2 separate regions of the Homo sapiens genome follow, and region 2 is linked to region 1. Evidence: chromatin loops called from intact Hi-C (ENCODE). Cell type or tissue: OCI-LY7. All regions are shown on one strand. Each heading gives the region's core, and the rest is flanking DNA. Links, peaks and the distances in the headings are about the cores only.

The links. A loop is a pair of places that touch in the nucleus more often than their neighbours do. Peaks named below come from ENCODE experiments on the same cell type or tissue, not always from the same donor. Only the 100,000 strongest peaks of a DNase experiment are listed, where the experiment ranks them.
Region 2: it touches region 1 in a loop (4-fold over the local background); 7 of 110 quality-filtered maps call a loop at or near these places.

What each region holds. Positions count from the first base shown.
Region 1 is chr4:145,497,041-145,504,916 of GRCh38, forward strand. All of the region lies in intron 1 of SMAD1 (SMAD family member 1), which reads left to right. It overlaps SMAD1-AS2 (SMAD1 antisense RNA 2), which reads right to left and starts at 5,940. Exons shown (of 2, transcript NR_108077.1): 1 at 5,836-5,940; 2 at 9-1,026. In OCI-LY7, for the core only: a CTCF peak has its summit at 4,138; DNase peaks (open chromatin) are centred at 3,591, 4,081, 4,501, 5,001 and 1 weaker place; H3K4me3 peaks cover 3,875 bases; H3K27ac peaks cover 4,000 bases.
Region 2 is chr4:145,548,212-145,556,087 of GRCh38, forward strand. It overlaps SMAD1 (SMAD family member 1), which reads left to right. Exons shown (of 7, transcript NM_005900.3): 6 at 5,573-5,829. Among named protein-coding and RNA genes, the nearest start is that of SMAD1-AS1, 35 kb to the left of the region's middle. In OCI-LY7, for the core only: no CTCF peak of the experiment used is centred there; a DNase peak (open chromatin) is centred at 4,360; H3K4me3 peaks cover 1,247 bases; H3K27ac peaks cover 2,321 bases.

The DNA of each region.
Region 1 (7,876 bases), core at 2,516-6,515:
TTTTTGAATCTTAAATAGGCATTTCTCTAGAATTTACTATGTTCTCAGGGCATATTGTAGTTTTATTAATAGTGTAAGCAAAATATAAATGATTAAAAGCTTTGATGAATCATAATACATTGTAGAAGCAATAGTTAATTACTAGTAAGGCTGCTTTGGATTATCTGTCCCATTTTTCATACCCACTGAAACAGCTGGTTGATATTTGGACTATTTGGATTTCCACTGTAGGGTAAGTAACACCGAGCTCAGGATGCGTGGAAGATGTCGTTGTAGCACAGACTGTAGGTCGCTCTGTCTGCACGTATGTTTCTCCTTAGATGAAGAGCCTGAACAGGCGGTCCTGTGACTCTTATCATAGTGTACCATATGATATGGTTCTCCCATCTCTCCCATACACACTTCATAACCATAAGCTTGATGGTAATGGGAACTGTGTTATACTCATTTTCTTTCTACTGCACCTTTATGTTGGTGATAAGGGCTTAAAAATTTGTTCAGTTAAATACTGGATTAATGGAAACGAAAGCCTTCTTAGTAGCTGAGCGTGTAAAGGAGGAGAACTTGGGTTCTGAAGTCTTCTGAGAATATTGTCTTGGGTTTTTCCATTGTAATTGGTAAATAAATTACTTTAGGGAAGTTAGCAGATAAGACTGTACTGAACAAGTGATCAGAGGTAGAAAGGACTAGATTCATGGGCACAGGGCTCACCTAATTCTATAGGTGATGCTTGCTTATATCTAAAGCATTATTTCTCTAAAACCAGTGAAAAACTTTGCATTTGCTTCTTTTAGCTCTTAGGTGGAGGGAGCTCTCACATTCTGGAAGAGGGGGTTGCTGCTATTTGTTCAGTTTCTCCTCCAAGGTGGCCAAATGAATGTTTGCAATTCCAGTCCAGTTTTTGGCAGATTGAAAAAGTCTGTCATTGATTGTCATATGAGAGTGGAATCTGGCCGATGTCAATGTTTGTTTCAGTGGTTAGATAAACTTTGATTTTTAGAAGTTATTCTTTCAAATAACAGATTTCTGTAATGGAAAAAGGACAGGACCAAATTGCTTGTGAAGATATTTGAATAACATAGAACATTTTTATTTTAATAAGAAATTCATGCATTGAAAAATTTGATGGATATTTGAACAGTTAATAAAAAGGGGAGTAAGGGTCTAAAATGGGAGGGAAACTTACTTTTTTGCTATAATATGCCATTTTTTGAAATGGAATTTTTTGATTATGTGCCTGAATCCTTAATAAAAGAGTACATTCCATTCCTATCCATATCATATTAACCCAGAATAGGGTCATGTATTTTACCAGAATACATTTCTCTGAAAATCCTATGCAGATACACTTTCAATTATTTTTTTTCCTTTATACAAAGATATATCTTGCCACCTGTTGGTCATAATGCTGTCTTCTAGAGCCATGTAGAAATAACTCTCTTACCTACTGTCAGTTTTTATTTATTTTTGTTATTGTGGTTTTAAATTTGAAAACAGCAATTGGTTAAAACTAAAAGTAGTTGGCTCTCCTGCACTCCCTTGTACCCAGCTCACTCCTAAAGGTAACTACTTGTTCAGTTTCATTTATTTTTTTCTAGGCCTTTAAAAATGCACATGTATATACATAGACAGTTTTTGTTTCTATTTGTGTTTTTAGAAAGAGACCATACTATAGATACTTTTTACCACTTCTTACTGAACAGTTGTGGTATGGTTTTCTTTTCATGGTAGTATTGTACATGAAAGTCCATCTGTTTTTTCTTATTTTATTAACAGTTACATCATAGTCGAATGTATCATAATTTATTTAATCATTCCATTATTGTTAGGCACCTGGGTTATTTAGAACACGAATATACTTGAACATAGATCTTTGTGTGTGTTCATCTGAGGGAGCTGTTTCCCCTGTGGCTCTCTCAAGCCGTGGCTGGTTTTTCCCATAAACCTTTTACCTCTTATTGCCACCTTCAGACCATTCTTCTACCATCCTCTATAAAAAACACCCAACTTCGACTATCATGTAAAATTATACCACTCATTACTCTTCCTTGTTAGTCATTTTCTGCCCCATTGCCCATATCGTTCACTCTAATTCCTACAAGATTTAACTCCTGGTTGTTATTCCCTTTATACTATAGGTTGAGCGACCCTAATCTGAAAATTCAAAATGCTCCAAGATCCAAAACTTTTTGAGGACTGATATGGCACCACAAGTGGAAAATTCTGCACCTAACTTTATCTGACAGGTCACAGTCAAAACTTTTTTGTGCACAAAATTATTAAAATTATTTTATAAGATTGGCCAGGCATGGTGGTTCATGCCAGTAATCCCAACCCTTTGGGAGGCTGAAGCGGTGGATCACTTAGCCCAGAAGTTTGAGACCAGCTTGGGCAATGTGGCAAAACCCTGTCACTAATAAAAATCCAAAAATTAGCCAGGCGAGATGGCACTTGCCCGTAGTCCCAGCTATTCAGGAGGCTGAGGTAGGAGGATCACTTGAACCTGGGAGGTCTAGGCTGCAGTGAGCCATGCCACTGCACTCCAGCGTGGGCAACAGAGCAAGACCATGTCTCAAGAAAAAAAGAAAAATTTCAGCCTATGTGCATAAGGTGTAGATGAAACATACATTAATTTTATGTTTAGACTTGGGTCCCATCCCCAAGATATCTCATTTTATATATTCAGAATATTCCAACATCCAAAAATACCTGGAATCTGAAACACCATCTGGTCCCAAGCATTTCAGATAAGGGATACTCAACCTGTATTCCTGTACAGGAATTATGGACATTTAGTCCATAATTCTTGGACTACTTCTCCTCCAGTGGCCTTGTCTTTGGTCCTACCTCAGATATTCAATCTCTGGGTAGAAAGATTCCATAAAAAAAGAAGAAAAAAATCTCGCTCAGTCTTACAGTTCCCATAATACGGGTTTTCATACTTCTAAAAATTAAACAATTCTCCAACCTTACAGTTAATTATTTTCTTTATATAAGCAGTAAAGTATTATTTGTTCATGTCTGTACTTTGAGAATATATCCAGAATCTGACGACTTCTGCCACGCTGGTTGAAATCTTTATCATCTTGTACCTTAACAATTGCCATAGCTTCCTAACTGGTCTCCCTACCCACCACTCCCTACTTCGATCCCTGCGTCCTTCAGTATGTTCTCAACCCAGCAAGCCACAGTAATTCTATTAAACTCTAAGTTGGATGATGGCTCTCCTCTGCTCAGATCTCCCAGTGTTTCCATCTCAATTTGGGTCAAAAGCTCTGAAGTCTCTGTGGGTCCCGCACATACCTTCCCCTGTGACCTCTCTGGCCTCATCTCTCATTTCTCTCCCCTCACTCCATTCCAGCCTCAGTGAGGACTCCTTGCCATTCCTTGAACATCTCAGGATCATTCTTGCCAAATGGCTCAAATGGCTTTTGCAATTGCCCTTCTCTCTGCTTGGAATGCCCTTCCCCAGATAATTCCTTTCAGGGGGCTGTTCAGATACCACATTCACGACGAGGCTTTCCCTGACCACCAGAATGTAGGCCCCACCAAGGCACAGAAACAGACTTTGAAAAACTTTTTGTGTCTCTTTCAGTGCTGCGTTTCTAGTGCTTAGAATAGTGCCTGGCATGTGATAGCTGTTTGTTGAGTGAATTGAATAACTGTAGTGGTTACTAGTTTTTCTCTTTTTGTATGAAGTTAGAACTTCATTAAACAGACAAAAACTAGACTGTAAACCTCATTTTTTTGGATATGCAAAATATTAAAATTAGCCTTATTTGTGAACCTGCTTTGTTAATCACTTTGTTTTTCAGCATGTTATAATTTTGAAGTAAGCCTTTCATGTTTATATTTAATCTGCCTAACCCAGTGGATTGGGTGATGGTATCACAATTTTGTGGAAAAGCAAATTGAGGCTCAGAGTTGTTTTCTTCAAAGTACAGCTACTAAGTGGACAGCTGCAGTTCAAACCTATTCAAGTTAAGGACACTTGTTTTCTAATTTAGAAACCATCTTAAAATGACAAAAAAGTAGGTAGAGGTTTTATTTGAAAGCATGGAGAATGTGCCCCAATTTCTCATTCTGGGTTTTGTCTGCCTTTTGTTTCCATTTTCAAAATATGTAAAATAAATGGTTAACTTTAAAATTCCTGACAATGACAGATCAACAAGTTTTATTTCTCTCACCTGTGGAGGAAGTGGCCTCCACCCAGTTTTACTGAATTAGGAGGGAAGTGATTTTTTCAAGTGATAAAAAGAAATAAAATTCCATGCTCTTCCCAGAGGAGGAGTTCAACAATTGGGAAAGTGGCGTGAGACCATATGTTGGTTTGTAAAAGGATATAACTTGTAAAGATGTTTCCTTTGATGCCTGTGATGAATATGGATGTGTTTCCCTTCTAGAGGGTCCTGATTAAATTATGCAATTAAGAGCTGAGCTGAAGGATCTAAATATAGGAAGAGAGTTCAGGCCGTCCTGCTTTGTGTCTGTCAGTTCACCCCTACAGATGTGCATGTTTGTTGTCATAAACAGCACCTGTGAGATCAGTGGAGCGAGAGAAATATGTTCCAAAACATGAAATACAGCAGGATTTTTGTTTCTTTTTTTTTTTTTAAAGGGATAGTTTTTTCCTCCTGTAGTTGATTCCATTTTCATCTGTGAATTTGATATTTGGATTACCTTTTTTTTTTTTAAACTTGACTGAGGGACTTCAGTATTAGTCAGTACTGGTTTAAAATATAGATATACTACTTACCAGAATATGGTCTGGAGAAAGTTACTTTAACCTCTGAGCCTCAAGTTTATTACTAAAATTGAGATAATGATTTCTACCTTGAAGCATTGGTGTGAGGAGTCAATGTAATAATGTTTGTAAAAACAACCAGTATAATGCTTGTATAAGTTGGTAACTCAAACAATTTCGTTTATTAGCTACTGACGAATCATTCATAACTAGCCACTTACGGAAATCTACCACATTTAGCATTCTTTGTAGTCTAAAATTGCTATTTTAGGATAACTGACTCAAAGAGAATAGTTTTTTCTGAGACAACTACCATAGACTTTCTCCTGGGATAGTCAATAAAATTAAATCTTAAAATGTCTGTGGTCTTCAATCTTTCCTGTGTTTGAGGAGTGAGCATTTGTAGGCCAGGAGTCTTTACAGTGTTTGAGTTGACATGAATGTGAATGGCCTTTATCAGGATGAGCTTATGGGGAGCTGGACATCTTGAAAGGCTACCGTGTCCTGAAGGACAGTATGCCATTACAAGCATGAATTTGGGAATGGGGGTTCAATGGGATTAAGGAATGTTGTACAACTTTTAGAGGAAATGGCAAGAAGATATAGAAAAGCCAACTTTGTTTGTTGAAGTTGGGGACAATAAGAAAACTTTCAATTGCCTTAACTATTCAAGTAATCATCTAATCAGACAAAACAGATGTGACAGCTGCTATTTTATAGGGAATCTCTGTGATTAAGAAAAATTAACCAGGTACTCTATTAGCAGCCTAGATTTGTCAGGATGGAAGGATTTGTGTATGCAGAACAGAACCAGAAAGAACTCTTTTTAAAGAATTTTCTGATATAATGAAGATACGTTAATAGCACACTTGGCACACCTAAAATAAATAAACTACAGTTATATCCTTAGAGACTCTTGTCATTCTGACATCCATAAGTTCCTTGCTTCCTTTTCATCAAGGAGATGCTACTTTTGAAATTGTTTGGCTGAAATTTCACAGCTTCAGTGAACTTACAAGTGGTAAGTAGTAAGCTGGAATTCAGTCTACATGGTATTCCTTTTCTTTTTGATTCCTAAGATTTCTACTCACTTAACACTGTTGAGGGACCAAATTGCATCTCTTGCTGGCATGTCACTTAAGTTATACTGGAGAGACTGGAAGACTTGCTGTCAGTGTCTGCGCTTTAAACGCACAGTGTCTGCGCTTTAAAGGCAATAGTACCTGCATTATTGCATCACTATAAATAGAATTTCACGAACTGAACCTCTCTCCTATCTCCAACCCCCAATTTCTCCAGATTTAGAAAATCAGTCTCCGGCAAAAATAAATTTTCAGTGGGAAAAATGTCAAACTAGCTATTCTGCATCATCAGTCCCATGTTTGGAAGTAGCCAGATCAAGGCTGAATAGTAAGAGGCTCAGTAAGATGGAACTTTACTTGTGGTGTTTGTGATGGTAGGACTCTCCTGCTGCTGTGAACTGAGAGCAGCAGAGTTCTGTGTTCTCTGTGGGTCTCCGTATGGCTTTCTTGTGTAGGAATTTGGTTTAAATACATTTTTCCCCTAAGGACTAAAGCGAAATAGAGTTCATTATAGCCTTTTTAGCAATGAAGTTAAGCGCTGTACTTTATGAAGTACGTTAGCATCAGTAAAGAGCAAGGTTTTATCCATTTTCATTTTTCTTTCTGTTCTAGAGGTTTTTTCCTCCCTTATTTTGCTTAGTGGTGAGTTTTATTTAGCTAAATTTGACTCATTTGAGATTGAGACAAATGTTGAAAGTTGAGGGCTAACTGCTGTTTTAAAACAGGAAAAAGGAATGCAGGCACTTCACCTGTTTCCTCCTCCAATACAAATACAGCAGGTCCTCAGACAACCTCATTTCATTCAATGCCATTTCCTTATAACGTTGATGAGAAAAAACATTCCCAGCCTAGGCCACTGTCTGTGTGGAGTTTGCACATTCTCCCCATGTCTGCTTGGGTTTTCTCTGGCTACTCTAGTTTCCTCCCATATCCCAAAGGTGTGCACGTTAGGTGAATTAGTATGTCTACATTGTCCCCATTGCAGTGCATGTAGGTGTGTGTGTGAGTGCGCCCTGCCATGAAATGGTGTCCTGTCCAGGGGTGGTTCCCACCTTGTGCCCTAAGCTGCTGGGATCGGCTCGGGCCACTGCGACCCTGAATTGGAATAATTGGGTAAATAATTATCTTGTTTCTGTTCATCTTTCTTAAATGTATATATGGCTCACATTTATTTCAGTGTTAATTTTAGAAGTGTTTTGGGTCTCAGAAGTTTGGTAATGTTTTTGTGACCAGAAATGTCCTGAAGGAACTTAACTCTTGTTTATATAAATTAGCTGATGCTAAAATTAATTTTGTTTTACATCGTTTCACTTAGAGCCACAGTTTCCAAGAACCCGTAAGGACTTTACTGTATCTGAAAACCTGGTTAGCTCCTAACTGGAGTAACTGGGTTAAAGAAGCATTTGAACATTATTTGTTGAACCAGATCAAAGAACATTGCTACTTTAGGGTATTTTCTGGAACTGAAATAACTAGATCCATTTCTGTTTTTATATTCATTGTAATGGCATTGGACTTGTATAGCAAATTTTAACTTGTCTTTTGCCTGTCTGCCTTAACCTTAAGGGTAGATATTTATCATTTTCCTTAAGGAGCTGTACAATAATCTTTCATGCTTTTTGTTAGGAACCATTTACAATTCCTACTGTCTGCTACTTATCGTTGTGTTCTACTTGTTCTAGAGTTCTGTCTCCACCTGTCTTCATTTTTAGGGGTACTGTTTTTTAGGGGTACTATTTCTCTGTTTGGAAATGTGAGCGGATGGCAGTTTCTGCCTCAGCCCTCTTGCTGGGCCATTGTCTCATGTGGGTTGTCTGCTGTTCCACATTTAAGTAATAGTTATTTCAGCTTTATCAAAAGTTTGTAAGTTCCCAGTTCTTCTGGACTTCTGATTAATTCAGCCTGATTTTATTTAGGGCAAATGATTATGATCCCCTTTCCATTTTGTGAATTTTTCATATTTTACCAATAAATCTCATTGCAATTCTTTGCTTACAAGATGGCTTGAAAGATGCAAGCAATGATGGATTGCTCTTTATTGTTTTAAAAT
Region 2 (7,876 bases), core at 2,545-6,544, 51 kb after region 1:
TTATTTATTTATTTATTTATATTTTATTTTTTTTTGAGACGGAGTCTCCCTGTGTCACCCAGGCTGGAGTCCAGTGGTGTAATCTTGGCTCACTGCAACCTCCACCTCCCAGGTTCAAGTGATTCTTGTGCCTCAGCCTCCTCAGTAGCTGGGAGGTTACAGGTGTGCACCACCACACTCGGCTAATTTTTGTATATTTAGTACAGTCTGAGTTTTACCTTGTTGGCTAGGCTGGTCTCGAACTAACCTCAAACGATCAGCCTGCCTTGGCCTCCCAAAATTCTGGAATTACAGGTGTGTGAGCCACTGTGCCTGGCCTCAGTACGGTATTGAATTTTACACCATTGAAAAACAATACAAATTTATAAGTCCATACTCATAATAAATAGATAGATAAGTGAATGGGGAAGGCTGGTTGATAAATGTAGAGTCAGTGCTAAAGTTTGAATATCATTTTGCAACCATCATAGTAAGGATCAGGCAAGAATCATCAATGGATGCTAAATATAAAGAAAATGTTTATGAGAATCAGTTTATTTGCATGGTCTTAAGAGTGTTTACCCTCAAACTGCCTGTTAGTACAAGGGAGAATAAAAAGCATTAACTAAACAGTGGAGAAACCGTATCATTTGTATTTTAATTGTAATTGTATAATTGATGCCCTGTTTTGACTGGGAGATCAAAATTATCATCACCAATGAGAGACAGATGGGTATCATATACCTCCAGATGTCATACCCTGAGAAGGCCATAACATCACCTACGCAGGATTCCAGCTGAGAATGCAAATCCGAATCTAATCCTGAGGAAATATCAGACAGACTCAAAGCAAGAAACATTCTATTAAAAAGGGTGAAGAAGGGGGAGTAATTCTTTCAAAATATCAATGTGAAAAGACAAAGGTATGGAAATGTTCCAGATTAAAAGCAGTTAAAGAGATATGACACCTGCATGCAATATCTGACCCTGGACATGATCCTGTGCTGAACAGGAGAAAAAATATTAATACTGTAAGGGACATTATTGAGATCAGCAGGCAAAACTGGAATATGAATGGTAGATTAGACCAATGTTAAATGTATTAGCATTGCCAACTATACTATGGCTATATAAGAGACTATCCCTATTCTTAGGAAATACTTAAGTATTTAAGGAAGTGGTTCAGGAAGAAATTAGTGTATAAAGATACCTGTCTACTCACCATCTGTCTATCCAAAACCTGTGTTACAATACATACATACAGACAGACACACACATGCACGGTGCGTGTGCAGCAGCAGTGGGGAAGGAGAGCCCAAGTGATCAAGCAAATGGAGTAAATTGTCACAATAGATGCATCTGGATAATGGTTATATGGGTGTTCTTTGTTCTGTTTTTCTTTGTTCCCTTTCAAACTTTTCTACAAATTTGAAATTATTTCCAGAGTAAAAGTATGAAACAGTGACCTACTATGAAATTTAGAACAGTGGACCAGATTAAAAGGTTATTTATTAGATGCTTTAAAAGCACTCAAGATAAAGTGTAACATTTAATCCTGAGGGGAAGAAAACTCCAACTCTTAAATTAGGAATTGATAGATATTCTCTTATATAATTAAAGGAAAAAACTCTTGACTGTAAATTTAATAATGAAATGCTAGAACCTAGGTTCATAACATACATAGATATCTTTCTGTGGTCTGTAAACCTCTGAAATTGTATGTAAACACAATTTTGCATACATTTGGGAGGGAAAGACATACTTTTCGTTAAACTCTAAAGATGACTCTTATCCCAAAGTAGCAAAGAAAAATTGTGCTATGGGACATTTCCTCCTAAAACATTATTAAGAAAATAAAGAATCTTGGAATGCTGTTATTTAAAATTGTTCCAGATGCCCTTAGTAGTGTACTCAAATATACAATTATAGATAATGGAAATAAGGCAAGATGATCATTATGTGTAGATGATATGTTTGATTGACAGTATTCTCGGGATAGATTCTTGAAGTGAAATTAGTATATCAAAATCCATTGATATATTTCACCAAATTACTTTCCAAAAAGTAATTCCAGTGCTTTGGGAGGCTAAGGCAGGTGGATCAGTTGAGGTCAGGAGTTCGAGACCAGCCTGGGCAACATGGTGGAACCCGGGTCTCTACTAAAAATTAGAAATTAGCCAGGTGTGGTGGCACACGCCTGTAATCCCAGCTACTCGGGAGACAGAGGCAAAGTTATCACTTGAATTTGAGAGGCGGAGGTTGCAATGAGCTGAGATCAAGCCACTGCTCTCCAGCCTGGGTGACAGAGAGAGACTCTGTCTTGAAATAAATTAATTAATTAATTAAAACAAAAGAGATAAATAAATACAGACATACATAAAATGAATTTGCACTCCTACCAGAAATATATGAGTGCCTTTCTCCCTTCATCCATGCCAGTATTATAGTTGGGCATTGTGCCTATTCAAATGATATGATTATTTATCTAGAAACCTCCAAAGAATCTATCTTTTAAAAATTATGTAAGTCAGTTTCCTTTAATCTGGTAATAACCAGTTAGAAATATAATGAAAGGGGAAATATCCCCTTCCCAATAGCCACAGAAAACATCAGTTTCTTGGAAATAATCTGAACCTGCAATATGTGAGAATTACATGAAGAAACCAAATTTTACTGAGAGAAAGAAAATTTGAATAAATAGGCAGTCTGTGTTCCTTAAAGGGAAGGCTTAATATTGTGAGAACATTTTAAGCATATTAATTCCATCTAATTTAATTTATAATTTAAAACAACTCTTTTCAGAATCACAATGTGATTTTTTTGAAAATTGGAAAATGTATTCTGAATATTCTGAATATTACCTGGAAGGATAAACAAGTGAGGCTAGCTAACTTTGTAAATGGAAAAGTAAAGAAAAAATTATCGGCATTAGGGTTAATAAAACATTGTAAAACTACAAGTAAACCAGTGTGTAGACAAAACAGAATGAGTTAAACTCAGACTATACTGTTATAAAAATATAATGTATGTTAAATGAAGCATAGCAAATCAGTAGAGTCTTCTAATGGTTCTACAATAACCAAGTTAGCGTTTGGGTGAGGCTGGGAAAGAGAAACCCTGACCTCATACCATATATGCAAACAGATTAATGAGTTGAATGTTTTTCAAGAGTCAAACAATTAAAAAGCTAGAAGAAAATATGCTTGATCAGAGAGGTGGAAATTTTTTAAGCATAAAAAGCAACAAAAGACCATAAGAGGTTTAACTAAGAGATTGCAAACTTCTGTAGGTTAAAAATATGTCACAAATAAAATTAAAAGACAAAGGACTAACAGGGAAGCAAATAAGAAAGTATATCCTTCTTACATGAACAGTTCATTAAAAAATAAAACAAATAGGACCCCAGTGAGATAAATAGGTAAGAAATGTGAACAGTGAATTCACAAGAGAAACGCAGATGGCTAATAAACTACGAGAGCATATCCAGCCTCACAGGCAAATTAAACAATTATTTGTCAACTATAAATTAGGGACGTTTTGTTTTTGCTCTACACTCAAATTCAGTACTGGCATGGGTGAAATGAGAAAAGCATTCCTACACTGCTGGTGACAGTGTAAATTGATGCATTCTGGAAAGTCATTTGGCAGAGTTAATCAGCAGCCTTCGATCCAGTAATTTAACTTCCAGGAATCTCTCCTAAGGATATTATCAAAAATTGTCCAGAGACATTTATCATGGCATTAACTATAAAAGCAGAACATTGCTGTCATCCCAGTGGTCCACTAATGGGAAAATCATTTAAAAAACATTCATACAATCATGGAGATATTTTAAATGTTTGCAAAGACATTTTAATGATACCCAAAACTGAATACAGTGTATCAAACTATTAATAATTATTGCCTCTGAGTCACTAAAAGAGTGATAATATTTTCTGCTTCTTTATATTTTGATTTACTTTCTGATTTTTCAGGATGAAAATTTGTCATTTTTATCATCAGGAAAAATTAGTAGCACACACACTCTTAAATTGTTTTCTCTATATCAGGCCAAAAAAATGGCCTTCTGCTCTAGCAGCTATTTAATTATTACAGAAATCCTAACCGCTGTGTATACATATAAACAAAACTTGTAATGTTTTCTGTGAGACACAATATAGCCTTGACTAAGCCATACCAGAGTTACCTACAAGGTGGATCATTTAAACCCACATGGGATCTAACGCTGCTGGGTGACCTGTATAAAGTCATCTTCCATAATGGTGTGGGGCTTTGTGAGAATGGGTTTTTTTACCCCTACTTTCCTTTTTTTAAAGGCAGGGTAGGCCCAATTTCCTACACTTTAAGCACTCTGGGTCTCACAGGAAGAAGTTTGGAGCAGGTGATAGTTCAGTGAGATCTAATTTTACACACACAGTATGACTTTTCTAGTTTCATTTTCATGTTTTTTTACTGGATCTTATATCTTACAGCTTTCGGCAATACTTCTTCCACCTGTGGCTTTCCAGTTCCTCTCTTCTCTTTCTCCTTTCTTCCCTTTCTAAAATTTTCCAAACATCTTAGCTGTACAATAAATGCAAGAGCGCTTTATAGTAAATACATAGCATCCAGGTTTTATTATGCTATCTTTTTAGAGTGAAAATATACTTTCAATGTGTGGCCAAATAGGACATTAATCACTTACCAAAATGAAATTGCTACATGTTGTTGTTGTTGTTGTTGTTGTTGTTATTTGAGATGGTCTCACTCTGTCACCCAGTCTGGAGTGCAGTGGCTCAATCACAGCTCACTGCAGCCTCAACCTCCTTGCCTCAAGCAATCCTGCCACCTCAGCCTCTGTGTAACTGGGACTACAGGTGTGCACCCCTATGCCTGGCTAATTTTTTGTATTTTTTTTTTTTTTTGTGGAGATGGGGTTTCACCGTGCTGCCCAGGCTGGTCTTGAACTGAGCTCAAGCAACCTGTCCACCATGGCTTCCCAAAGTGCTGAGATTACAGGCGTGAACAACTGTGCCTGGCCTATTACTATTTTTAAAACATTTTGTTATGTTATTTTCTAGAAACCTCCTAGATACTGTATTAAGTAATGCGGTTAACTAAGATTTTTATCAGTCATACATCAGCCATCCCCAGTCTTTTTGGCACCAGGGACCAGTTTCATGGAAGACAATTTTTCCACAGGGGATGGGAAAGGGATAGTTTCAGGATGAAACTGTTCCACTTCAGATCATCAGGCATTAGATTCTCATAAGGAGCACGCAACCTTGATCCCTCCCATGCACAGTTCACCATAGGGTTCATGCTTCTATGAGAATCTAATGCTGCCGCTGATCTAACAGGAGGTGGAGCTCAGGCTGTAATGCTTGCTCACTCACCTCCTGCTATGTGGCCTGGTTTCTAACAGGCCACGGACTGATACTGGTCCATGGCCCCGGGGGTTGGGAACTCCTGTTGTACAGGACCTAGAGAATAGCTAGCTAACTAGCCAAAGTTTAAATCCATGTATATTTAAGTTTCTGTGTTGAAGCTGCACAGGTGCCTTTGAGCTGTAAAAATTAATAATAACTAAATGGTATGCTTTGTCTTCCTATAGGAGTTCATCTTTATTATGTTGGAGGGGAGGTGTATGCCGAATGCCTTAGTGACAGTAGCATCTTTGTGCAAAGTCGGAACTGCAACTACCATCATGGATTTCATCCTACTACTGTTTGCAAGATCCCTAGTGGGTGTAGTCTGAAAATTTTTAACAACCAAGAATTTGCTCAGTTATTGGCACAGTCTGTGAACCATGGATTTGAGACAGTCTATGAGCTTACAAAAATGTGTACTATACGTATGAGCTTTGTGAAGGTAAGTGAGCTCCGACTCCTCCATTTAGGGCCTAACATACTTTTGCTGTGCTTTTTTTTTTTTTTTTTGGCGATATATGAATCTATATCCTCTTGATAACATATTATCATATTAGCTGACTTATTATCTAGGCATTTTTAAACTTTAACAAAAATTTCAATTATTAGGAAAATATCATTGGAACATAGGAGTACTTGTATTAAATATCAATAGCAGTAGGTTTTACTAGCCTTTTCCTTATTCAGATAGCACCGCTTTAGCTATTGTATTACCAGTAGAATATGTTATGTTATATATTTAACATATAATTTAAATACATGGTTGTTTTACGAGATCAGTTGAGTAAGCATATCTTCCTTCCTTTTCATTCTTTGTTTTTTGTACTTTTATGATGGTAATGCTTGTTTTTGTTTCAACAGTAAGCAAGTGATCTTTTTGTAAAAATTAAAGTTCATCACATTGGAAATTGTGTTTGGTCAGGTTTTTTTTAGTGGTTTCAGTAAGCTTCATGATTTTCTTACAATTCAGAAGTTAATAAGGCCCTTGCCCAAGATAAATAGATGCCTTAGCTCAAAGATTGCATTGTAAGGTTTGATGAGGGAAGAGGTTAAAGACATTGCTCATAATAATTGATCTTTTTGCTGTCTCATGTTCTGCCTCTGAGAAATAAAAATTTTTAAGATGCCATTGAAATCTTAAAAACCTTAAATGTCTGATTAGATTTCTGAGTCAGTGACTTTTCTAGTAACTGACCTGTCTCTGAATTCTCAAAAATAAATTTCATTCTCTCGTACTTTGAGAAACAGAACTAATTATATGTTTGAGTGAGGCAATTATCTTTTATGTCTTCTCTTCAGAAGCTCACCAAACTTGTTGTTAAACCTGTTTTGTAATGTATTTATTACTGAGGATAATTTTGGAGCCTTACTTGTTAATCATCCCTTAGATCAAAGATATCTTTTCCTGAATATAGTTACTTTTCCTACTTATTTAAAGCATCTTAGATTTTCAGTGTGTTCCCTTAGTGTTTGTTTTTGTGTGTTTGTTTGTTTGTTTGCTTGTTTGCTTTTTGCAGTATACTTCAACAGTTATTTGTAGTTGAGTCTGGTACCTTGTTAGTATTAAGAAAATTTTTTTACCCTTTAAAGAGGTTAACCTATATGTTATGTACATATGGGACTACAAAGAACTATCTTATTCATTGTTAACATGTGCTGTTTAATTTTTGACTTAGCATTTGGCTCAAATGATTTTTAAAATAAGAACAGTGACCTGCCAGAAGTGTTTTTGTTTATTGTTTTAATTGGTATGGAGGAAAGAACAGCTCTTGAGAGTCGAGATGCGGTTTCCAGTTTTTTCTGCCATTTTAACTGTGTGATTAAGGCACAGATTTCTTCTCTGGTTCTCAGGTTTATCGTCTTTGAAATGGGGGTGGATGGAGTTGAGAACTGTGGTAATTATTACTGAGGTCCCTCAGTGAGTCTGTTATTGAAGGACCACTCTAAGAGAATTTATTACTTTAATGTTCCAATTAGCTTTCTGCTCAAACTCATTTCTTATTGTTTACCCAATCAATTTTAATTATTTTACTTTTGTAGAGTTTTAATAATTTACTTTTACACAAGTAAAAACAACCTTTACACTAATAAAAGGTATTTATAATGCAAAGTTATGCATTCAAAATTTATTAGATTTCATTCATTCAGCAGATATTTTAGCACTATTTCAGAGAAGTAATACAAAGATGAAAAAGCACCTAAAGTCTCTTATCATCAAGATCCTTATGCCCTAGTATATCTTTAATTATAATCTGATAAGCACTAGAATGGAGAGTTATACAAGATATAATGAACTTAGCCTGGAAGTTGGATTTGGAGAGCTGAAGGTAAATATTATTTAAAAATCCTGCTGAATGTTAAAGAAAAGTTGTTTATCATATGTTAGCAACAAAAAATTTGCACACTGTTTTTACAAAACTGTTCTTTATTATAAGGACTGCATACTTTGTCCTCTCCCATTCAACATTTTAAAGAAATTAGAACATTTT